Regions from separate parts of the Mus musculus genome. Here region 2 is linked to region 1. Evidence: chromatin contacts called from ENCODE Hi-C data. All regions are on one chromosome and are shown on one strand. Each heading gives the region's core, a stretch centred on a gene start or an enhancer-like site at or near the end of the contact. The rest is flanking DNA. Distances are from core to core; before and after follow the strand shown.

Region 1 (6,707 bases), core at 2,644-5,143:
TGTTTGACTATTTTATCACATAGACACAATAATGGTTATTCATCCTTTTAAGGATTCTTTATTATTATAGTATATTGCTTATATACCTCTTAAAATTAAAAGTTGCCTCTGATGTTTTTACAATAAGATTTTAGTTGTACCATAATATTATGATTGTCTATATGTGTATACATACATACATACATACATATACAGGGGCTAGAGAGAAATCTTTTTTAAATTGTGACTGTATATATATGTTATATTTAGAAAAAGAGAATTATTATCCTTGAAGAATGGATAGTGTGGTGTGAAAAAGAAGGAAAGTCTTTGAGGAAGAAGCATTTTTACTTTTATGCCTGTTACCATTTTTATTAAATTCTTTTATCATCCTAATAACTTACTTGAGAATATTGTAATTGAGGATATTTGTATTGTTATAGCTTTTCATGCAGATTGAGGCTCTTTTCCCACAAAAATTTGGAACTTGGATTGAGTATGCTAAAAGATACTGCAATGCACATGTCAGGTAAGATGACCGTTCTCCATAAGCCTTTATCTGGACATATTTAAAACTCTGAGCATTAAACACTGTTAGCCATTCCTTATTCCCGTGGTTTGCAAACTTGTTGCACCTATGGAAGAATTCCTTAAAGTAAAGCCCTGCCTGGGTAGCCTACCTGTAATGTAAAAGAAATACCTAGGCATGGTGGCACGTGCCTTCAATGCCAGCACTTGGGAAGGAAAGCAGGTGAATGATTAGAGGCTAGACTTGCCTTCATCCATGTCAAGGCTGAAAGAAAATATGTCTATTCTTGAGTATATGCATGGAGGTGTGTTGTCCTGCTTTCCATTTGACTGTGTGAGGTGTCAGGTTGAGATGAGCCAGGTTTTGGTGTTACAATGATGTCTTAGTTCCTGTTCTATTGCTGTGAAGAGGCACCATTACCATAGCAACTTATGGAAGACAACATTTAATTAAGGGCTTGCTTACAGTGACTCATGGTGGGAACAAGGTAGCAGCAGGCAGACCAGCAGGAATGAGCTACAGCAGTAGCTGAAAGCTTACACCTGATCCACCAGCTGGAGGCACAGAGCAAGACTGTGCCTGAGTTTTTGAAATCTCAGGCTCAATGTTTAATTTGTGTGTCTGTCCTACAGTCTGTTTTTTGATTAATATCTGTCATATGAGAGCAGAAGTGTGCACCTCACTTATGAGTATAAATAGTATTTCGAAGAGAAATATTTCATCTCTGTGAAATGTGTGATGGCGTAGGTTGTGTTCTGTTTCCTGCTTGTTAGTCGTTTCAAGATCAACATTGTGCTTCTCAAAGGCGTTTTCTTTCTTTATAATTATGTGGACATCTGAATGTCTGAATAGGTCTGTGCACTTGTGAGCGCAGGTAACCATGGAGGTGAGACCAGGGGAATCAGATCTTCTGGAGCTGAGGTTTGGCCATCCAGCATGGTTCTGGTAGCCAAACTTAGGTCCTCTGTAAGAACCTCATGTATGTGTAAGGGCTGCACCCTCTCTAGCCCTTTGAAGATGTTTTCTTCTACATCCATTTCTGAAGTCTTTCTAATCCTTTATTTCTTTACCTTGAAAGCACTGTGGTTCCATAAGCTTTGATTCAGATCAAGGCATTTCCTGGCATTTTAAGTTAGGCTGTGGGATGCTATATTTTCTTCCACAGTGTTTTTATTCTGGAAAGGTGTCATTTTCACACTATAATTTTAGAGAATGCAAATTATGGATCGTTATTCCATCCTAGACCCATATTTTATATTTAAAATGTCATGCTGCATTCAAAATAAAAGTTAAGTGAAGTGCTCGATCAAGATGTCATTTTGTCTTTAAAAAGTTTATTAAATTCCCGAGTAACAGCCTAAAGAAGCATGCTAATGCAGATGGAATCTGAAGAACGAACGATCTTAGGGCCTAAGTAACCAAACACCACAGACCCCATTTGATTTGAGAGGCACAGAGAAAAGAGATTACTCAAGCAGAGTACCCTTACTCAGAATGCCACATGGTAGTCACTCTAGTGGATTCTATTTAGAGGTAGCTATAAATACAAATAAAATCTGGAGAATGAAGCACAGTGAATAAATTGATCGACAGTAGTTAAGTGAGAGAAGGTATAGAGCCCACTTAGACCCTTGTGCACCTTCTGGGGTTAAATCACTTACCCCAGTTTCTATTTCCTTTTATATTTTTCCACATTTTTCTTGGCAACATGAGAGACTTCAGAAGTGGCACCTTTAATAAATGTTCCAGTGCTTATAAAAGGAAGACTTGTGAATAACCCGGCCAAGCATCGTGTGAGCCAGGTGTGATAGCACAAGCCTTTAATATCAGCACTGGGAAGGCAGAAGCAGGTGGATCTCTGAGTTTGAGGCTATTCTGGTCTGCACAATGAAGTCTAGGCCAGCCAGGGTTACATAGTGAGACACTGTCTTGAACTAAAAACAAAAATATGCTTTGGGAAGACATATCTGTCCTCTCTTACATTGTGCTTAGAACTTAAAAGTGTCCCAAGAAGATCTGGGGAAATTGTGCTTGCGTCTTATGTGTTGTAGGAAATTATTATTATTTAAAATAATGAACTGACAGGTTCCAGCACTATGCCCAGCTACTCTCAGCCCCAGGGGACTAGCTGGCCTTTTCTTATCTGGTGGAGACTCTGGCCCGGAAGGTCCTGAAACTTCTCACCCAGCTCACTTGGTTCCCACTGGCGGGTCGCTACCACGCCAATGCTTCAAATCCCCCACCCCATGGCCTTTGTGGCACACATCAGGCAAATCTACGCACCTTGCTGCGGTACCTTCTCTCTGGAACCCAGTCAAATCACTTCAAGAAGAAAAACACCACACAAACTTAGCTCAGAAACAGTGGTAGCTCAATCTCTGGGCGCTACAACTAAAACCCTCTCTTGTAAGCCCTGTTTAATCTGATTCCTCTAGTGAAACTCTAGCAGCTACATCTTACCCTCATGCTATCCCTGTTCCAAAAGACCTACCTCTCTCCTCCTCCTTCTCTTCCTCTGTCCAACCCAGAAGTCCCACCTATTCGCCCAGTGATTGGCTCCTTTAGTCATTAGGGGATTGGTTCACAAGAACAGCACCAGGCCCCTCTACAACACTTATGTACAGGGCTCTGGGTTCAGTTTTTTGTGTGGGAACACATCAAATTCTATACCAGTTCTACTAAGGAGAATTGGTTGTCTAAATTTTCTTGAGACGGTGAAATGCTACTTGATAGTATATACTCAAGGTGTTATGTCCATTATTAGCATAATCAGGGTCCTGCTCACCTCCATATGTTCTCCAGCACTGCGTCATTTACTGTTCTGCCTCTGGCTAAATACAGGGCTGTCTATTCCTTGAGCACATGGCTCAGTTGTGAAGTAAATAGTTAATATACTGAGCACTCAACGTCTGTTTGAGGAATAGTTAAGTAAGATGTGATATAAATTCTGTATTTGTGTTTGGAAAGACTTCTGATTTTGAATCATTCTATATTGAGTTGGTGTATGAGGTCATTTTATCCCACCTACTGCCTCTAGCTTGTTTTTTTAAATTAATCCATTTGTTCAAAAATTATTTTTAGGAGGCTAGATAGATGGCTTAGTGATTAAAAGTCCTGGATGCTCTCCTAGAGGACCTAGGTTCGATTCCTGGCACCTACATGACAATAAATGACCATCTATGACTTCAGTTGTAGAGGATTCAACATCCTCCTCCGGCCTCTGCAGACAGTAGACATGCTTGTGCTGCACAGACATACATTCAGCCAAAATGTATAAGCCTTCATGCTCTAGGGATCAAAATGATTCAAGCTTTCACTGAATTGTCACGTCTGGCACTAACCAGGTAATTATAGATGACTGTCATGTGAGGATGGGAAGAGGAAAGGCCTGATGGCCGGGTGTACCAATGTGAACCAGTCAAGACAGTCAGAAGCATCCTGTGAGTAAATATATTCCTTTCCTTTTCAGAAAGTGGAAATTCTATATGCTAAAACCAGAACAAGAGAGACCACTGTGCCCTTGAGGAACTAAATATTCAGCTGAATATTCTGAGCTAAACCAAGGTCTCTAGACAAAAACAGTTAGTCAGGAGTTAGATAAAGATAGGGCTAGGTAGGAGTCAAATTACAGTCTTGTTCATCAGAATGTAATAGGAAGACATTGTGGGTGTCTTCCCCTTCTCTGTGTCTTCTGCAGGCATTGGTTTGCAATAATACGTAAGAAAATGTACTATTTTACCATTTTAAGTATATAATTTGGTATCTTTAGATACATTCATATTGTTGTAAAACAAAGCTTTTAATTTCTAGCACATTTGTCACCCTAATCTAAACCTCTATACCCATTCACCAATGTTCTCCACCTCTTTTTTTAGCCTCGGCACTGTAAAGTTATAAAGTGTGGCATGGTCATGTGTGATCAGATTTACAAGTTTCCTTGTTGTTTTCAGGGCTATATTTTTATATGGTCCAAAACTAATAGAAGAGTAAACAAATTCATATTTTTTGAAAAAGAGATTATTATATTAAAAATATTAGCATTTTTGTCCCTTATAATATTGACCATTTTTCTACATAAATGTTTGTTATAGTATATAAATAACTATTTTTTATAGTTGTGTGGTGTATTATTGAGATTGTAGTATGGTTTCAGTGAGGGAGTTTGCATCGAGAAGTGGCATATTATTGGACCTGTACCATAGGTTCTAGAGTGACAGGGCTTGCATCTCAGGACATTTTTTTATGAGAGGCAGTTTATTGTGTCTTTGAACACAATAAGAATTTGAAAGTTTCTGTGATCTAAACTTCTGCAGGATAGGAACTAAGATGGTGAGATTAGGACCACAGGCTTACTAGTGATGCTAAGTAGCCATTTGCGATCATAAACAGATTAGTAGTGGAGCCAGTGTTCTCAGTGGTGTATTTCCACAGCAACGTGGTTTATCCCAGAAGATTGCCTAGAGTCAGATCTGACTTGTATTGGGAGCTTGGTATCGACTTAGATAGATCTAGGGCCTGAAAGACTAGGGGGTTTAGTTATCCTGGGAAGACTCAGAGATCAGCTTGGAAAGGCAGGTGTGAGAACAGGAAGGGGAAGGGTGATTTGGACAAGGAAAACAGGCAGCGCTTGCCTGGGGCATTGTAGTGAGAAGGGGAGAGAATGGGGTGGAGGAACAGGTGCCATAAAAGAATGAGTAGAAACCAGAACTATTATTTTAGTTTCTCCTCCTAAAGACTTTTATTTCATAAAATATCAGTATTTTCACAACGAGGATAAAGTAAACATTGTTTCTGTCTGTTACTTCCAGTCAGTGGTTGACATTATAAATGCTTTCCACACATACAGAGGTTCCCGCCTCACCTAAGTATTTGCCTACATGTTTGTTGGGAGCTTCTGGAGCCTTTCCTCAGTAGGAGTTCCCATTTTTCCTCCCTTTCCTTAAGATATTCCAGTCTGTATTCTTTCATAAAAGGCTGAATTATTATTGTGAGCAGTTAGACATTGTTTCCATGTTAGGATATCATCCTAAGTGAAGTAACCCAATCACAAAAGAACACACATGATATTAGCCCAGAAGCTCAGAATACCCAAGATACAATTTGCAAAACACATGAAACTCAAGAAGGAAGAATGAAATATGGATGCTTCAGTCCTCCTCAGAAGGGGGAACAAAACACCCATGGGAGGAGTTACAGAGACAAAGTGTGGAGCAGAGACTGAAGGAAAGACCATCCACAGACTGTCCCACCTGGGGATCCATCCCATAAACAACCACCAAACCCAGACACTATTGCAGATGCCAACAAGAGCTTGCTGACAGGAGGCTGATAAAGCTCTCTCCTGAGAGGCTTTACCAGTGCCTGACAAATACAGAAGTGGATGCTCACAGCCATCCATTGAACAGAGCACAGGGTCCCAAGGAAGGAGCTAGAGATCTAGTATCCAAGGAGCTGAAGGGGTTTGTAGCCCCATAGGAGGAACATCGATATTCTTTCTGACATTTTACTAACAGGATTGTGGTGTCCTTGCAACGTGTAGTAAGATCTTCAACTTGTTGAGAACACCTCTCTCTGTCCTTTCCTCCCATGTTTTGGATCAGAACATCTTGTACAGCATGTCTGAGATGCTGTCCTGCAGGGTCCAGCATCACCTTGGCAGATAGTAGAGAAGAAGGCAAGCCACGTGGCTGGAGCAGAAAGGGAACCATTTTCTAAAACACAGTTTTACTTGAATTATTTTAACTTATGTATATGTTGGGGAGAGGATGTTGTGCACATGAGTACGGATCCCTTCGGAGGCCAGAGACAGTGATTCCCTGGAACTGTAGTTAACAGTTACAGGTGATTGAAAGCCATCTGACACAGGAAAGAAATGAACTTGTGTCATCTGCAAGAGCGGAAAGCTCTATTCAGTATTGAGCCATCTCTCAGCCTCCGAGCGCAGAAGTTTTTAGTGTTCCAGGTAGAGCTGGTTCAGACAAGATTATGGCTGTGAAAGTGGGGTGCTGAGAGTAGACTTTAGAGGCTTATAGGACAAGAAGAACAAGGATAGATTGGTGGTTGTTTATCGGAATTAAGTCGTCTCTCAAGAAGCATTGTCCCTACCGGTCAGTGGTGAGACACATCTTTAATCTTAGTATTCAGGAGATAGTAGCAGGTGGTTCTCCGTAAGTATGAGGCTAGCCTGGTCTACACAATA
Region 2 (6,707 bases), core at 2,921-5,420, 5.4 Mb before region 1:
CAGGAGGAAGAGACAAGCAGACCTCTGTGAGTTTCAGGGTTACAACGAGGTATTGTCTAAACAAAAGAAAAAGAAACTAAGAGGTAAATGTGCTAGTTTGAATAGGTTTGGCCCCAATAGACTCATGTATTTGAATGCTTGGCCCATAGAGTAGCACTATTAGAAGGTGTGGCCATTTTGGAGTAGGTGTGGCCTTGTTGAGTAGGCGTGGCTTCTCTGAGTGGGTGTGGCCTTTTTGGAATAGGTGTGTCACTGTGTAGGTGGGCTTTGAGGTCTCCTAATGCTGAAGCTCAACCCAATGTGGAGCAGCTGCCTTCTGCTGCCAGTGGATCAAGATGTAGAACTCTCAGCTCCTTCTCCAGCATCATGTCTGCCTGCATGCTGCCATGCTTCCCACCATGCTGATAATGGACCTCTGAAACTGTAAGCCAGACCCACTTTATGAGTCTGCCTTAGTCGGAGGTGTCTTTTCACAGCAATAAAACTCTAGCGAGGGCAGTAAGGATAAGAGTAATGGTGTTTACATCTGAAGCAACAATAGATTGAACCGCTCAGTGATGCCAGGCTAAGTCAACTAGAGACACTGAGGCGGCTCCAGCATCAAAGCCCAACTGCTTCCAAGAGATGCTTCCAGATAGGAGCCCTGTCGTAACTGAGGGACAGCTATTCAAGTGACTCTTTCACTCTCTTCTTCTTCCCTAAAGATAGTAAGTAACAAGAACCTGTTAAACCCAAAGAGGAGTTGTGTTGCTACATACTGGTTGCCTACAACAGTTGGCCTGCCCCCTCTTACCAAACTGATCTGTGTCAATGCAGAGCAGAGTGGAGAATTTGCCTGGGACCCGACAGCTCTGGCTCTGAGAGATTTGTATCTCATAGCCCTGAATGCCTTATGGGTAAGAGATGGAAACAGAAGCCTGATTCCTGGGGTACATTCCCCACCTAAGAGCTGCTCTGTCAGATGACAAAACAGAAATCACAGGTTTACCAAGCCAGCGTACAGAGTACAGAGAGCACTTGTAGCTTGGTGTCTTTCAAAAGAAAGAGAAGCCTGGTGGCAGGGTTTACGCCTTTAATCTCTGCACTCCGGAGGCAGAGGCAGGTGGTTCTCTGTAAGTTTTAGGTCAGCATGGTCTAGAGTGAGTTCCATAATGGTCAGAGAAACCCCATCTAGAAAAAAACAAAAGAAAAGAAAGAGGCCCTTCCAAGTTCCTAGTTCAGTAGCCAGCGCTGCTGTCCTTTGAGGGCAGACAAGTGAGTTATTTGGGGTGGTTCACAGGCTCATGCCCCTGCCCCCACAATAATGCCTAAAGGAAGAGCAAATGACTTGAGGGTTTTATACATAGTCACTTTCATCCTGGCCAAGGAGTCCTGCAAAAACAGAGTTCAACTCTGCAACAATCCGACACGATACAGACAGAAGGTAACCATGGGTAAAAACTCAAGGAGGATTCTGAGATCTTTAAAGCGTGTGCCCTAGTTTGTTGGCTATCTCCTGTCATGTAACACAGTATAGCAAACTTTAGTGGCCTATGTAACAGATGCCTTGGGTGTTTCTGAGAAACACTGAGTTCCACAATGACATGTATTCTGGTTTCCCTGTCTGTTGGATGCAGGCTGAGCTCCGTAGACATCACTAGAATTGTCCAGTTTCCTCTTGGTGTGACAACTCCCTAGCCGAGAAGAAACCTTCACGAGTTACTTCCACTTTGTGCTGTTCAATAGAGATGAGTCACTGTGCTGTATGTAGCCCACACGTCAGGGGGACAGAATCACACACCCATATTGGTTTCTTTTTTGTGTGACAGTCTCATTATAGATCTCTGGCTGGCCTTAAACTCACAGATATTTTCCTGCCTCTGCCTCCTGAATGCTGGGATTAAAGATGTGCACCACAACACCAAGGATGCCATGCCGTGCTGGGCATAGTTTGCTGACCCCGGCTAAGTCATCCCAGTCTCTCAACCTCTCTTGTAGACTCCAATTCCTAGGGACTCTGGATGTACCCATTTTTAAAGGGAGAAACATCTGGCGACTTACTTTGACTGCCTTGTGTGACAACACTTGACAGCCTCTTTATTGTCCTGCCTTCACTGCTCCCTGAGCATCCTTCCTTGTGGCATTTTGCTCTCTCTGTTCCTTGAAGGTTTGGTTTGTGGGGTTTCCCTCCTCATTCTCATGCTTACTCCCAGCTATCCTGAACACCCATCTTCTAGTTTACACCCATCTTCCAGTTTACACCCATCTTCCAGTTTGGGTACAAACATCCTCTGTGTGTGTGTGTCTCTGTGTCTCTGTGTGTGTGTGTGTGTGTGTGTGTGTCTGTGTGTGTGTGTCTGTCTGTCTCTCTCTCTCTCTCTCTCTCTCTCTCTCTCTCTCTCTGTGTGTGTGTGTGTGTGTGTGTGTTTTGCTGGGAATAGAACTCAGAGCTTTGAGCTTTCCAAGCCTGCCTTCTACCACTTGGCTGCATGTCCAGCCCAAACACAAAGGTTTCCTGAAAGAGCTATGGCTTCATGGACCAGGCAGACTCTTTTTTTTTTTTTTTAGATTTATTTACTTATTATATGTAAGTACACTGTAGCTGTCTTCAGACACTCCAGAAGAAGGCATCAGATCTCATTATGGATGGCTGTGTGAGCCACCATGTGGTTGCTGGGATTTGAACTCAGGACCTTCGGAAGAGCAGTTAGTGCTCTTAACCGCTGAGCCATCTCTCCAGCCCCCCCAGGCAGACTCTTAACAGAAACTTTATTAAGCTGCCATTGTGGACAAGGCCCGTGGATAATATGTCAGTGAACATTTTGACTGTGTGCCAATAAAACTTTATTTGCAAAACAGGCTACCAGTCTGCTAGGCATAGTTTGCTGACTCCTGGATAACTCATCCAAGCTCCTCAACCCCTCTTCTAGACTCAGTTCCTTAGGACTCCTGACACATGTCCCTCTGCACTCTGAACAGTGCTCCCTCTGCACTCTGAACAGTGCTCCCTGGGTGTCTCTGAGTGGGGAACAAACATCCCCCACCACCTTCCAGTTCTCCTCTTCACATCTGGGTTTTCTCTTCTGTTCTCTCTCTTCTAAGTGACAACCCCAGTTTGTTAGTTGCTAGAGCCAGAAACCCAATTGTGATCCTAGCTTGTTCCTCTTCTCCACCTCATGTACACATTCCATCTATGACCAGTCTGCTTCTAGACTGTCCTCCTGGCCACACCCCCACTGCTACCACGGGGTTAAGCTTGCACCAGCCTGTGCCTGAAATACCGAAACAGTCTCCAGGAGAAAAAAAATGAATACCCTGAGGAAGTTCACATCCTAACCCCAGAGCCTTGGTGTATGTTATCTTATGTTCCAAGGGGACTGTGGATATGTAGCCTAATTAAGGAAGCTTGTCTTAGATCTCTCAGTGTAATCACAAAGGATCAAACGGAGGGAGGTGACAGGGAATCAGTGACCAGGAAGGGGGCATTTGAAGATGGAGACAAGACCACATGGCCCAAGGAACGCCAAAGACATCCAGGTGCTACTGGAAATGAAGGCCAGACTGTTCGCATGGACCTGCAGAAGCAGCCAGCCTGCCTGTCCCTTAACATCAGTCTATTCAGTCTGACTTTGGGTGTCCAATCTCTGGAACTGTAGATAGAACAGCTGTGATGTCTGAAGCCACTAAATTATTACAGCTGCAACAGGAAGTGACCGCATCTCCCAACCAGCTCGTTCATTCCACACCACCCCAAACACAAATGTGACCTATCACTCCCCATGGAGAACACGTCAGTGACCCCTCCTCCACCCGCAGTATAAACTCCAAGCTCCTGGTAAGGCTGCACCATCCACCCCCGTTATGCCTTGACCATAGCCAGTTTTGATGTCATGCTCTTTTGAAATGAACTGGATGCTCTGATAAAAATGCCTTCTTCTCCCCTCCCTCCCCCCCCCCCCGCCCCAAACAATTCTTCTAAGCCTCCTTCAGTTTCTGGCTTGAGTGTCATTTCTAAAAGGAGCTAGCTGGTTCCTGGCCTCTGGGGGCCATTCTGAAGTCAGTCCTATTGAAAGTGACATCATACTGTCGACGAGTGAACCTCTGTGTGGGCGGCCCAGTACACATAGCTCCTGACACGCTGGCTGGTGCAGAGAGGGACTGAATGGAGAGTCAAGGGAGGCTCCCTGGGGTGAGACTGGGGGACTCCATGTCTGTTTTTCCCCTTGAGACAAGTGGGGCAGGGGGGCCCTTGGGGACAGAGAGATGGAGCAGGCCAGGAGGTGGGAGCTGAACTGCCCTCATTTCCCTCTGCTCAGCCCTGGTGGGGAAGATTCTGGAAGGATTGCCAGACAGCACTGCCCCACTGCTACAATTAGCTGAGCCTTTCATTCCTCTCTACAAAGAAGAGCAAGCAAATCAAAGGGAGATAAAAGTGAGTGTCCCACAGAGGACTTTGAGAAGAGGGAGAAGGACCAGGAGGGTGGCGGCAGGACCAGGCAGAGGCAGAGAGAAAGCCCCACAGGACAAACAAAGACGAAAGCCAGCAGATCCCAAGGATCAGACGTGGAGACACACGGACAAGAAGAGACCAGGCCATGTGGGACAGCAGCCTGTCAGCCAAGGAGGAGGGGATGAAGAAAGATAAAAGGCTTGTGTGAATGGCCGGAGAAGAGGGTGGAGAGGGACCCCAAATGGAGTTGGGACAAAGGCGTGAAAGGACAAGACTGCCACTGTCCCAAAAGCCACCACAGAAGACAAAGAGGAGCTGAGACAAAGGCCGAGGGGAGATGGAAGGGAGCCATGTGGCCCTGTATTGGTGACAGGGCTGTCAACGTGAGCACTTATTGTGCTGCCCAGCGCTAAGTAAGGCAGCTGGGAGAGGTCCTCATGGGACTGCCCTCTGTTTAATGCCTGCTTCCTGTTTTTGAACTTTATATCAATGTAATTAAAAAAATAAACAGAAACAAGGTAATGATCAGCTCTCAGACAGGTAGATGGGTCTTTGGCTTCTTTCTCTCAACTTAACTTGTGGGTAGCAGTGCAAAGTCATTGTTAGTGTTGTATAGTATTCCACTGTGTGACTGTGTCAGAGTACTCATCTGTTTGTCTGTCTGGTAAAGGATTTTGGGTTGGACTCACTAGTCCTTATTGGAAACATTAGGCTGAGTGTGCTGCAAGGTTTAGAATAGAAAGTGCACACACACATACACACACACACACACACACACACACACACACACACACTCAGTTCCCCATGCAGGTCTGCTGCAGTGCCCTTAGTCAAACACACTCAAATTTCTTCAAGGACAAGGGTGAATTCACCCTGTAGATAGCTTCTCCTTGGTTATGATTATAAGTTTAGCTTTTAAACTGAGTTTTGAGTTTAGTTTAGTTTTGGGGGCCTTTTGGGTTTCAGAACTAAGATGGAGCAGCTGTGGACCTCCCCATTGCTACGTCTCAGGGATGTTTGTTTTGGAAAATTCTGGCAGAGAGGGATGGATTGGATACTAGGTTAAAGCCGGCCATAGTCAGAAGTTTGGGGTGGGACTCAGAGTTGGCCAAGGGTTCAAGTTCTGACTCTGTGGGAGTAGGGGGACACTGGAGGACAGCCTGGCTGTTGAGCTCACTCCCCTGCTGTGGCTGTTTGGACATCGTAAACTTCTTTGTTTTTCTAACCTCTGCTTGTAATCCTAGGAACTGTTGATTATATTTTCTTGTATGATTTTTAAAAGCTCATTTATTTCTTGTTTCCGCTGGTCCTCTTCTCCTCTGGCTCTGTTCTACTTATCTTGATCGTTCCTTATCTCCATTTTGTCCTTTATAATTTTATATTGCATTCTTTTATCTCATCTTATCTTCTTGTTTTTTTTTTATTGCTATTGTGTTATTTCTTCCTGACTGTGAAGAGACCCCTGGGGTTTGGAGGAGAAAGCTGTGCTGGCTCCCCCCTCCTCCCCTCCCCGGAGCCAGTGTGCTCTGTGCCTGGGAAAGTTTCCTCCCCTGGGGAAATTCCTGAATGGTGGGGAGCCTCAAAATTTAAGTTCAAGCCTTAACTATTAATTGGTGGTGGGACTTTTGAAGGCTTGGGAAACGCCTGGGCTCCGGAGCAGGAAGCTGTTACAAGTGGCAGGGATTTAATTTTAAGCAAATAATTCTTTGTTCCAGACCAGGAATATCGAGGACACAGCGTGAGCACCCCTTCCTGTCTGCTGAACAGTATTCCTCTCTCGCCAGCTCTCTGAGTTTGCTGAGGTGAGGCTTGTAATGATGGTGAGGCTGAAGCGACACCACTGCAGCCCTTCCCCTGGTGTCTGGCTCTCCGTGTCTGTACTGGTGTAGGAAACCCTGTGTGCACACCTTCAGGGAAGAGTAATAAAGGCTCCTTTCTAGCCATTGCCATTGGACCTCAGAAAAGAAAAAGAAGCTACCCAAAGGATGGCTAGGCCTCCCAGTCTAGCAGAGCTGCCCTCCAGCAGCCAGGACACAGTGACCTTAAACCAAGAGGGGTGCTGGGGTCTTCTCCCTGGGCCTTGGTAGACTGAAAGGCTTTGGGAGGAATCAGTTTGTGTTGGGGCAGGGGTGGGGGTTGGGGGGAAGCAGGTTACAAGTATAGCTCGGAGCTGGGCTTTGCAGATTCTTCTGTCCCCACACTACCGACTCCAAACGGGGGAATGAGACCTGCAAGTGGCTGTCAGTGCCTGGGGGCTCAGGGTCCCCTCACAAAGGAC

Evidence for each region. Hi-C counts contacts between places; a loop is a spot of excess contacts on that map.
Region 2: a loop to region 1 is called in a map of T-helper 17 cell, with 15 times the contacts of the local background. The contact joins two enhancer-like sites. A Hi-C loop is called at or near these places in 4 of 37 maps with a recorded cell type or tissue (T-helper 1 cell, T-helper 17 cell and regulatory T cell).

What each region holds. Positions count from the first base shown.
Region 1 is chr1:128,026,650-128,033,356 of GRCm38, reverse strand. It overlaps Zranb3 (zinc finger, RAN-binding domain containing 3), which reads left to right. Exons shown (of 21, transcript NM_027678.3): 6 at 423-508. Among named protein-coding and RNA genes, the nearest start is that of Gm28800, 69 kb to the right of the region's middle. Within about 2 kb of position 3,893, at least 1 of the 3 ENCODE cell types and tissues checked has a DNase peak (open chromatin) inside an H3K27ac peak, as active enhancers do.
Region 2 is chr1:133,468,259-133,474,965 of GRCm38, reverse strand. No RefSeq gene overlaps it. Among named protein-coding and RNA genes, the nearest start is that of Sox13, 47 kb to the right of the region's middle. Within about 2 kb of position 4,170, at least 1 of the 3 ENCODE cell types and tissues checked has a DNase peak (open chromatin) inside an H3K27ac peak, as active enhancers do.